2 separate regions of the Homo sapiens genome follow, and region 2 is linked to region 1. Evidence: read pairs that join two places in POLR2A ChIA-PET (ENCODE). Cell type or tissue: PC-3. All regions are shown on one strand. Each heading gives the region's core, and the rest is flanking DNA. Links, peaks and the distances in the headings are about the cores only.

What was found. ChIA-PET counts read pairs that join two places held together with the same protein. Peaks named below come from ENCODE experiments on the same cell type or tissue, not always from the same donor. Only the 100,000 strongest peaks of a DNase experiment are listed, where the experiment ranks them.
Region 2: POLR2A ChIA-PET joins it to region 1 with 10 read pairs; 2 of 35 experiments call an interaction of 5 or more read pairs at or near these places.

What each region holds. Positions count from the first base shown.
Region 1 is chr3:126,462,628-126,468,008 of GRCh38, forward strand. ZXDC (ZXD family zinc finger C) reads right to left here. Exons shown (of 10, transcript NM_025112.5): 5 at 3,528-3,698. Among named protein-coding and RNA genes, the nearest start is that of ZXDC, 11 kb to the right of the region's middle. RefSeq lists an enhancer at 5,109-5,381. In PC-3, for the core only: no CTCF peak of the experiment used is centred there; no DNase peak of the experiment used is centred there.
Region 2 is chr3:126,302,203-126,307,583 of GRCh38, forward strand. It overlaps a transcript of KLF15 not described here. Among named protein-coding and RNA genes, the nearest start is that of KLF15, 53 kb to the right of the region's middle. In PC-3, for the core only: no CTCF peak of the experiment used is centred there; a DNase peak (open chromatin) is centred at 2,709; H3K27ac peaks cover 1,201 bases.

The DNA.
Region 1 (5,381 bases), core at 69-5,068:
AGCTGCCCGAGAGGACTGAACCTTTCCACTCAGCTGCCAGTTGCTAGCTGGCCTGTGCTCTGAGGATATTTTCCGAATCAGCTTGTCAGCTCATGTTTGCCAAACTCTGTGCTCCACTCCACAACTAGCTGCCACCCCAAAACCGACTGGAGCCATATAGGGGTGAACAAAGGAAATAAAACTGGCTGCCTGGCAAAGCCAGGACAGACCCAAAGCTTCAGCTCTAGGCAGATGCACAAGACTTCCAGGCATGCTGGGGGCCCCCTAGACGGAGCTTTTCCTGATGGGCTTTCCCTCCCACAGCCTCCCCTACCACTGCATCTCCAGCCTCACATTTCCCCAGCAGGACTGCAAGCCTCCTGAGGGTGGAGAGCCATCTGACCACCACTGTCCCCTCAGCCCCCAGCACAGTGCCCAGCCCTGATGCAGCATGTAATTATTATTATTATTATTTTTTTTGAGAGGGAGTCTCGCTCTGTCGCCCAGGCTGGAGTGCAGTGGCGCGATCTCGGCTCACTGCAAGCTCCGCCTCCCGGGTTCACCCCGTTCTCTTGCCTCAGCTCCCCGAGTAACTGGGACTACAGGCACCCGCCACTATGCCCGGCTAATTTTTTTGTGTTTTTAGTAGAGACGGGGTTTCACCGCATTAGCCAGGATGGTCTCGATCTCCTGACCTCGTGATCGGCCCGCCTGGGCCTCCCAAAGTGCTGGGATTACAGGTATGAGCCACCACGCCTGCAGCATGTCATGATTCTAACAGGCCCTTCTTCATCTGGAGTCTTAATTTCTGGTCATAATACTCTTTAAATATTTGATTATTTGTTATTCAACTACGTAATTTAAATAATCAGCATACTTTTGGGGGAATAATGACTTCCAAAAAATTTTAATGCATAGGCAAGTTTAGGGTTTGTATACAAGTACATGCCAATTACACCAAATCACAGGATGCTTCAAGCATCAAGCAAACAGTAAAATGGGAGCATAATTAATTTGGGCAAAAGAGCCAAATAAGGACTTGATGTCACGCTTTCCATAGGACTGTCCCCAGCAGCTTCCTGACTGTGCCAGCACCTGGCCCAGAGGAAAAGCTGCTCTCGGTTCTCTGATCCTATTTCTCCCATGCCAGCTGTTACTGTTCCCAAGCTCATACCTGCAGGCTGTGAACACCTGGCCAGAATGTCTATTATATTTTATATTTTTAATAATGCAAATCTACAAAAGAAGTCTATTCTAGACAAAAAGAAAATCAAATTCAGAATGTATCCTCTTTAGTTGTCATATTACTTTAAAGATTAAAAAAAGTATCAATATAGTATCACTTCTTCAATAAATATCCCTTAGTACCAATGAAGCATTTTGAAAGAAAATGGTAGTGATCCTTTGGAGAAATTAAAAATGGAAAACTATGTCAGTTTTTCAAAACTTCCTAAAAATTCCCTTGACTCTCTTGAGGACTCAGCTCCCTGTGAAGAGATCATGAATAATCTCAGTGCAAATGATACCCACTTATTAATAAATTTCTTACTTAGCACTTTACTAATTCTATAAACATTTACTACCAGAGACCAGACATGTACAAGGGCCAGATATTAACACAATCACTAAATAAACATTAGATAGCAGAGCATCTGGCAAAACAGTCATGATCACCACAGTTCAAAGCCCAGCCCCAGCCCTTCTTGCAGGTGTGACCCTGGCAAGTCCTTTCTATCTTGGTTTCATCAGTGACAAAGCAGTGAGGAACCCACTCCCAGGACCACCATTAGGGGGACTGAAACAACCCATTGAGGGCGTGACATAATCCCACGGTAACTGGGTGTTCTCGAGTGCCTGTTTTTCACTAGACGAAAGGGTGACACCTGGTCTTCTACCCCTGACAGCTGGCAGGGGGATGACACACAAATAAGTCATTGTCACACAGGAAATTCAATCCTGGGATACATAGGTTGCTACAGAAGAGGGTCTCACATCCCACTAGAGTTTAAGGAAAGTGCATCTAGTATAACACTGGGCCTCTGCAGACTTCTCAATTGGCCAGGTCAGGAAAGGGGAAGTGTGCCATGAGAGGGAACGGCCAAACAGGGGAGAGGCCTAAGTGATGTAGTCTCACAGAGCCCTCAGAGAAAAGGGGCCTGGTCATGTGGGCCTCTGTGAGCAAAGGTGACACCCTCCAACATGAATCAGGTGGCACGCACATTCCGTGTCCTCAAGACACTACTAAAGCCAGAAGGGCAATTTATTTAAATATAAAGCTGAACGGCAACTGCTGTAAACTGTGAAAGATCAGTGTCCAAGATCCCAAGGAGGGGCTTCATGACCACTTCTAAATAGGATCACAAGAAAGCAAAGGCCACAGAACTGCCCTGAGCCCAACCCCTCACCAAACTCTGTGCGAGGCATGGAGGCCTGTCCCTTGCCAACGCGGCAGCTGTGACACAGCTGCGCCCCAAAGCCGGTGCTCTGCTGTGGTGCTGCTGGTCACACAGGAGACGTGAGGACCCAGTTGGTGACACACACAGCCTCCACGGACTGAGCAGCAGAAGTAACTCTAGGGCCAGCTAGGATGCCATCAGCCAGGCCCGGTGAGGAGCGACAACCGCACCAGGGCCCAGAGAATAGGGCACATGGGTGTGCTCCCCAGAGGGGCCGCCACCACAGCTGCCAGGCACTTCTGTATCCTGGACTGTGGAGAAGGCCTAGTGGGGTAGGTTTCCTAGTCCCATGCTGCAAAGCTGCCCAATGACTAGGCACTCACACACTCAGCATTCCCCTCACAGGTCACCAGGCCACCGTCACTTTCCTCTCTAACCCTGCCCTCTCCAGCCCTCGTTACTCCCAGTCCACTCCTGAAACACAACTCTGCTCTAGCCTTTGTTACTTGGAGATAGAATAGCTGAGGCAGACGGAAACACAGGAGGGGCAGGTTCAGAATTCAGGACAAAAGTCCCAGTGAGAGACACAGGCTTAGGGGACATATGCTAGGGAAAGTCAACAAAGTGAAACATTCTTCCAGGAAAGCATTTCAAAGACATGGGAGGGGCAGGGCATGGTGGCTCATGCCTGTAATCCCAGCACTTTGGGAGGCTGAGGTGGGCAGACTGCTTAAGGCCAGCAGTTCAAAACCAGCCTGAGCAACATAGTGAAACCCTGTCTCTATAAAAAATGCAAAAATTAGCTGGGCATGGTGGTGGATGCCTGTGGGCTCAGCTACTCTGGAGACTGGGGTGGGAGGATCACTTGAGCAGGAGCCTGAGGTTGCAGTGAGCCATGATCACACCACTGCACTCCAGTCAGGGTGACAGAGAGGGACCCTGTCTCAAAAAACAAAAGACATGGGAGGGATTAGAGGGTCAAAGGCAAGAAAGTGGCAGAGAGTGCAAAAGAGGCCACTTGGCTTGGCAGCCACGCCCACAACCCCACTGCCTGACGCCTTCCAAGAGGTGAAGAAGGAACAGACGGCACTGGCACTGTTCCCGTTTCTCACAGGGAAGCAGCTCCCCATGGGGGCCGTGGAAAGTGCAGACCTTGGCGCCGGCTGTGCTGTCTGACCATGTGCGCCTTCATGCTGTGCTTGGAGGTGAAGAGTCTGTTGCAGGTAGAAACTGGGCAACGGCTTTTCGGAGCACCCACATCCTGCACGTGTTTCTTAGAGTGAATGTACAGACTGCTACGAGCGGAGAACCTCGCGCAACATCCTGGAACAAAAAGAGTAATGAGAGTGAAACCCAAGGATCACCAAGGAACCAGGAACAAGTGACACTTCCCCATCAGATCAGAACCACCAGACCTGCATTTTGCACCCTGGCTACTGGCAAGGACAGAGACCAAATATCTCTAGAAGTAGCATCACAAGCAATTCAAGTCAAAAGCAAACTGTTTTTAAAAAGCAAGAGATACAGTGAAACCCGTAGGGAGATTTGAAGTCCTACCTCAGCTATGCCTAAGCAACCTCTGTGCCTGTTTCTTCACCCACTACATGGAGATGTTGGGAAGATTAAGTCAAATTAAGTATTAACTGCTTAAATATTCAGTTGAAAACAATTTATTCTAGTCATCTCGATTAAGCTATTATCATAAAAAATGTAATCCTAGGATGACATTTAGAGCTGGAAACTATCTTGACAGATCACCAAAGCCAGTCCTTTCACTTTCCCACTGAGACAATGGATGCCCAGGGAGACTGAGCAGGTGTCCTGGAGCCCAGAGCTGGCAACTCCTTGCTTACACTCCCAGTCCACTTATGTCTCTGATCTGCACACAGGCATCAGAGGAAAAACAAGACACATTCAAAGTTACAATCACCTCCCCTCCGTGCCCTGGCTTTCTACTACGCTGGAGCTCTGCCCCATATGGACACAGGAAGGAGACGTGGAGCTCTTGGCGGTCAGAGGCCTATGACCTGGTAGGGGCAAATAGAACAGCCAGTTGCTGCAACAAAGGGCAGAAGGAAGTCAGTGCCAACACTGAAACATGCAAGCAGCAGAGGAAACCACACACCTCCCGAGAAGGCAGAAAAGCGGTCTCAGGAGTATGCAGCCCTCGAGGTGACTGGGCCACCCTGCAGCAGAGCAGATGGTGCTCCTGCCGCAGGAGCTGCCCAGCCAAGGCATGGGGGCATGAAGGGCAGCAGTGCAGGCACCCCAGCCTGGGTTCCAGTTCAGCCTCTTACCAGCAGTGTGGCCTTAGACAAATTATTTATCTTTTGCGGGTCTCCTTTTTCTGTTCTGTGAAACGGGAGTGACACCTACCTCACAGGGGTGCTGAGGGCCCAATAAAGCCATACCTGCCTACAGAGCCTCTGCACGGGCCTAAGCAAGTGGTGCGAGCAACGACGCACTCGCGGCACCTTCTTAAGACGGTGGGGTGGTACTGCCAGAGCCCAGCGCCTGGAGGAGGGATATTTTAAGGAAAGAGGCTATGAAGATAGGATACGGCCAGATGAGTAAGGGCCTTGGATGCCTGTGAATATAGTTTTCAACTACATTTTTCATTTTCTAATACAGCTGCAAACTCGTTTCCAGGTCAGGCTCGTCAAAAACCATCTGGGAAACAAAGGAGACAGTCCGACGGCCCAGGACTGCCCTGCAAGCGCGCAGTTTCCTCTGCATGCCCTGCTCACCATGGTACACAGGGTACCCTGGAACCCCCTTTCCCAGCTGGGGGTCCTGAGCACGGATTTCTAGAGACAGGTCACAGAGCAGAGGCTCTGAGCACATCTTCTGTCAAATGCCTTCTTGATGGCAGGGCCACGCTACAACAGGACCCTTGCACACTCTTGCCAGCACTGGGTTTCCATTTTTTAAAGTACTTGCTAATTCCATAGGCAAAAAATATATTTCATTTTGGTTTGTATTTCCTGCGACAACCAGGAATGTAAT
Region 2 (5,381 bases), core at 53-5,052, 160 kb before region 1:
TATTGATTTCTAATTTAATTCTGTTATAATATGAAAATAGACTTTATGTGACCTTGGATCCTTTAATATTTATTGGGACTGTTTTATGGCCCAGAATGTAGTCAGTCTTGGTAAATGTTCTTCATGCACTACAAAAGAATATGTATCTACTGTTATTGAATTGAGTGTTCTATAAATGTCCATTAGGGCAAGTTTGTTCATAGTGTTATTTAAGGCTTCTATATTGTGGCTGATTTTCTGTTTATTTCTTTTATCAGTTATCAATTATTGAGGTCAGAGTATTTAAATATTAGATTATGATTGTAGATTTATCTATTTGTCCTTGAAGTTCTATCACTTACTGGCTAGTGTATTTTGAGGTTCTGTTATTAGGTGCACAAATGTTTTAGATTGTTATTTTTCTTGATGAGTTGGCTCCATTAATAATGGTAATATGAAATTACCTGTTTTATTTCTGGTAATATTCTTTGCTCTGAAATTTACTTTGTCTGATATTGATATATAATAGCTACTACATATTTCTTTTGATGTGTGTTAGCATGGTATATCTTTTCCCATCCTCCTACTTCTTACTTATTTGTGACTTTATTTTTGAAATAGATTTCTTATAGTAGCATACACTTGAGTCTTGCTTTCTTATCCAATCTGGAAATCTCTGTCTTTTATCTGGAGTGTCATGACCATTTGCATTGAATGTATTTATTGATATAGCTAGGTTTAAATCTGCCATCTTGCTACTTGTTCTCTATTTGTCCTGTCTATTTATTTTTGTTTAATTGAGCATTTTTTTATTATTTCACTTTATCTCTTTTGTTGGCTTATATCTATAACTGTTATTTTAATGGTTGCTTTAGAATTTTTAGTAAACATCATTTATCACAGGTCACCTTCAAGTGATATTATGCCCCTTTATTTACATTAGCCTTTACATTAGCCAAAATACCTTGTTATTACTTTTGGTCCATCAATTAGCTTTTGGAAAGATTCAGATAATAAGAAAGAAGTATTAACATTTCCCACATAGTTACCATTTTCAGGGCTCTTCATCCTTTTTTATAAACTCATATTTTCATCTAGTATAATTTTCCTTCTGCCTGAAGGACTTCTGGTAGTATTTTTTTGGAGTGGTTCTGTTGGTAATTCTTTCAGCTATTGTTGAAAGTTTCTTTACTTTGCCTTTGTTTTTTGCTGAGTATAGAATTCTAGGTTAACAATCCTCCCCCATCCTCCACTCCTTCAGCATTTAGATGATATTCCACTGTTTTCTCATTTGTATTGTTTCTAACAAGAAATATGCTGTTATCCTTATCTTTGTCCCTCTGTATGTAATATGCCTTTTTCTATGGCTCATTTTAAGGTTTTTTTGAATTACTGGTTTTAAGCAATTTGATCATGATGTATCTTGGTGTCTTTTTCTTTATGTTTCTTGTGCTTAGGGTTTGTTGATATTCTTGCATCTGTAGATTAATTGTTTATATCATAGTTTGTCATTTTTTGGCCATTGTTTCTTTATATATCTTTTTTTTTAACTAAACTCTCTCTTGTTTGGGAATCCTAATTAAACATTTATTAGGTTTCTTGAAGTTTCCTCTGATGTACTGTTTATTTATTTTATATTTTTTATCTCTGTGTATCACCTTATATTATTTCTTTTGCTGTATCTTCAATTTCATTCATCTCTTTTTCTGCAACGTGTAATTTGCCATTAATTTCTCATCTCAGACATTGTAGTTTTTATCTGCAGAAGTTTGATTAGGTCTCTACTTGAGCTTTTATACATATAGAATGCAACTATAAATGTTTTAATGCCTTTGTCTGATAATTCTAACATCTGTGTCAGTTCTGATTTGCTTTTGATTGTTTGATTTTTCTTTAGTAACGGTCATATTTTTCTGTTTCTTTGTATGCCTGAAGATATTTTACTGGGTACCAGACATTGTGAATTTTACTATGTTTGTGCTGGCTTTGTATTTCTATAAATATTCTTAAATTTTGTTCTGGTACTCAGTTAAGTTATTGGGAAGCAGTTTGATCATTTCAAGTATCATCTTTCGGATTTGTTATCGATGCAAGACCATTGGTAGATAAATGCTGCTCTAATAAATCTGAAAGACAATACCTGAGTATGGTATCTAATGCTGTGTGAATTAAGAGGTTTCCTAGACTGGCTGGTGGAAACAGGCACTCTATGGACCTATATGAGCTGTATCAGCCCCAGGCATTGTTCCCTCTAATCTTTTCTAATGGTTCTTCTCCTAACCTCAGTTCGTTCCCTCACATACAAGCACTGACATGTTTACAGCTGATTACTTGAGGGAAACTCTCTGAAGATCTTCAGGGTTCTCTTCTTGTGTTTCTCTGGGTTTCTCCTCCCAGCACCTCCACCTGGAAATGCTCTCGAGGCAATAAGTTGGCTTTCCCTCATTCGATTTCATCATTCAGGAATCACTGTCCTTCACAGCTTGACATCTAAAGTTTTGAATGTAATTGTTTCTTGTATTTTGCCCAGGTTTGTTATTGCTTCATGCAGGAAGAATAATTAAGTCTCCACTTTCCCATGTTGGTTGGAAACGGAAATCTGAGAAATGCTTTTGAAATTCACCGAGTATGAGCTAGGAAAGCTATTGGCTGCAAGTAACAGACAATGTGACTAACTATATGTAAACCTTTTAATGTTTACTCATGCAACAGTCACCACTAGTCATTCCTTAACATATCAAATGTTAGTTGGGCACATGGATGTCCAAGTAGAGTCTACCTTTCTCAGTCCCGCAAGTAGTAAATGTGGTCAAGTGACTAAGTTCTGGTAGATGGAAGTGGTGCCTGCAACTTCCAGAGTGTGTTACAGAGAGAAGTCCTGCTTATCAACTCTCCTTTTCTCCATCTTGGTGGCTGGAGCCACGTGTGATGGCTGGGGCTTGAGCAACATCTTAGGCCACACGATGAAAGCTACATATTGAATCTGGTCCCTGAAATTTGTGGAGCCATGTTTTCATCTATGGCCTGGATTTCTATAAGAAATAAACTTATATTTTCTTTAACATCATCAGTTTAGGCTTTCTGTCACTCATGTCTGAACTTATTCTAACAAATAAACAAGAATCACAGAGGCAGATGAGTCTCCCAGTTGGCCCATTATGTAAGGGTGCTGTGAAGAACTCAGCTCCTTTCATGATTACGTTCTGACTTCCTTAGCCTGTTGACATTTTGCTCTCATGCTTGACAACTCAGGGTTTCAAATGGCTGCCACAAATCCAGCATCACATCCATGTTCAAAGGAAAATAGGAGGAAAAGAGTAGCCCTCTCCATTCTCATCTGGTGTCTGTCTCTTTTATCAAGGTAAAACAAAGCAAAATGAAACAAATGCCTTCCCAGAAGTCCCTTTCACATTTCATTACTCAGAGCTGGGCTATCTGGTCACACTTACTGCAAGGGAGACTGGGAAAGGAATGAGCTGCTTTTCTAGCCTCTGGTGTGGGAGGAAGGCAAGAGTGGAAGTTTTTGGAAGTAGCTGCTGGGTTGGGCAGCCAACATCTGCCCCACACAGTAGGGATTACAGCCATCTTAAAGGTGAAAGATTTGAAAAGCTGGATGTCTGACCACAAACCCTTTTCAGGGTGGGGTCTGGAAGGGAAAGAAGAAGGAAGAAGAGAGAAATGTTTTCTTTAGACTGTCTTTGTGATTCTCAAGCTTTGAGTGTGCAGGAGATTTACTGAATGGAGTTGTGTGGACAGGTCCAGAAGAATTGTGCTTGGCAAGTGGCTGAAGAGGCTCCTGCAAATCACTTTGACCACACAAGCTTCTTTCCTTCACTCACTGACTTGGAGGCTAACCCCTGAGGCAGAGGCAGCACTACAACTTCTTCTCCATGGAACTTCATCCCCATGGGGTCTCAGATGCTCAGTTTTCCGAAGGAACTTTCATCTCATGCATCGTACTGAGGAGACAAAAAGGCCTGGGAAGCTGGTTATTTTGGTATCAGAAGCACTCAGAGGTGCTCTGAGCACCTCTCACAGAGCACTTCTCTCTCCGCCCAGGGGTGGACTTTCCTTTGAAGGACTAAACACAGTTCTGGAGTCTTTACTCCCCTTGACAACTGGGGAAAAGAAAAGAAGCCTAAGGACAGAAGTCCTGGTGGATATCACTTCGAAATCACATGGAGAAAAAAACCACACTGTGTCAGCTGTTCCCCACCCCTAAGATTATTTACTCTAAGAAAATAAATGCGTAACCCAGATGTTGGCTGGTTGAACCTCACTCCATGCCTTGAAGAAGTCCAAAGGCCTCTGTGAGCTATCCGTGGGTCTGTGGTCTCAGGGCAACCTTGGCCTCTGACTTTGGCATGAAATGGCTGTTGTCTTTAACATACACATGCACACGTGAATACATACACACATGCACGTGCACACATGTTATACATATACGCATGCATGTGCACAAATAGGCACAAGTGCACAAACACATGTTCATGTGTGTATGGCCTATTCATATGAAGCCCTGTGTGCTGAAGCTTTGGGAGCGAGAGGCCCACTGGGAGGTTGTCTGCACTGCAGAATGACAGCGAGTTCCCCTGGTCTTCTGCTCAGCTGGTTAGAAAGCAGCCCTTTGGTCTCTTCCTCCATGGCTTCTTGCTAGGCCTTGGGCCTATGGCCCCAGCTGCAGCCTCCATCTCTGGCAATGGTGCCCCTTTCTCCACTCTCCCTCCACTCCACCCAAGCTGTCTCCTTGCCTTGCTTCAGGCAAGTTTCTCCTCTGCCAATTGCCACGTCCTTGAGTTCTGCTGGTACCACACCCTCAGGCCCCCCATACTCCAGGCTGCTCTTAACCAACTATCTTTCCAGTAAATGCTGCTTCCTCTCACAGAGCACTTCTGGTGATGTCACCTCCTTTACATACCCAAGGGAGACAGGCCCTTCTGAGCAGCACAGATCCAGCACCCCAAGCAGTACCCGTCAGCCTTCAGGCCCCACCACACACCGCCTGAGCAGCTGGGGCAGACGCTCCTTCCCCTCCCCCACTCCCAAAGGACTTGACCACCCAGCACCCTTCCTGGGTCACCGGGCTCCTCCATGTCCAGTGTGGCACTATCAGCCCTGCCCAGCCTCCAGCATGGGGCCTGAAATGGGCCACCATCCAGCGGGCTCACAGGGACTCCCTCTGGGAGGCGGACTGGGGACTCAGTGGATCCAGGAAGAGCTGGACCACAGGAGAGGACAAAGACTGTGCAACAGGGCTTGTGTCCATGAACAAAGGAGAGAAATGAGCGGGATGGTGGCTATGGGCAAGGTCCTAAGGGGAATTGTTAGAATGCAGTCTAAAAGAGGGTGCTAATGACCCCCGACACAGCCAGCGCTACAGCACCTTCCCTCTCCTCTCACTG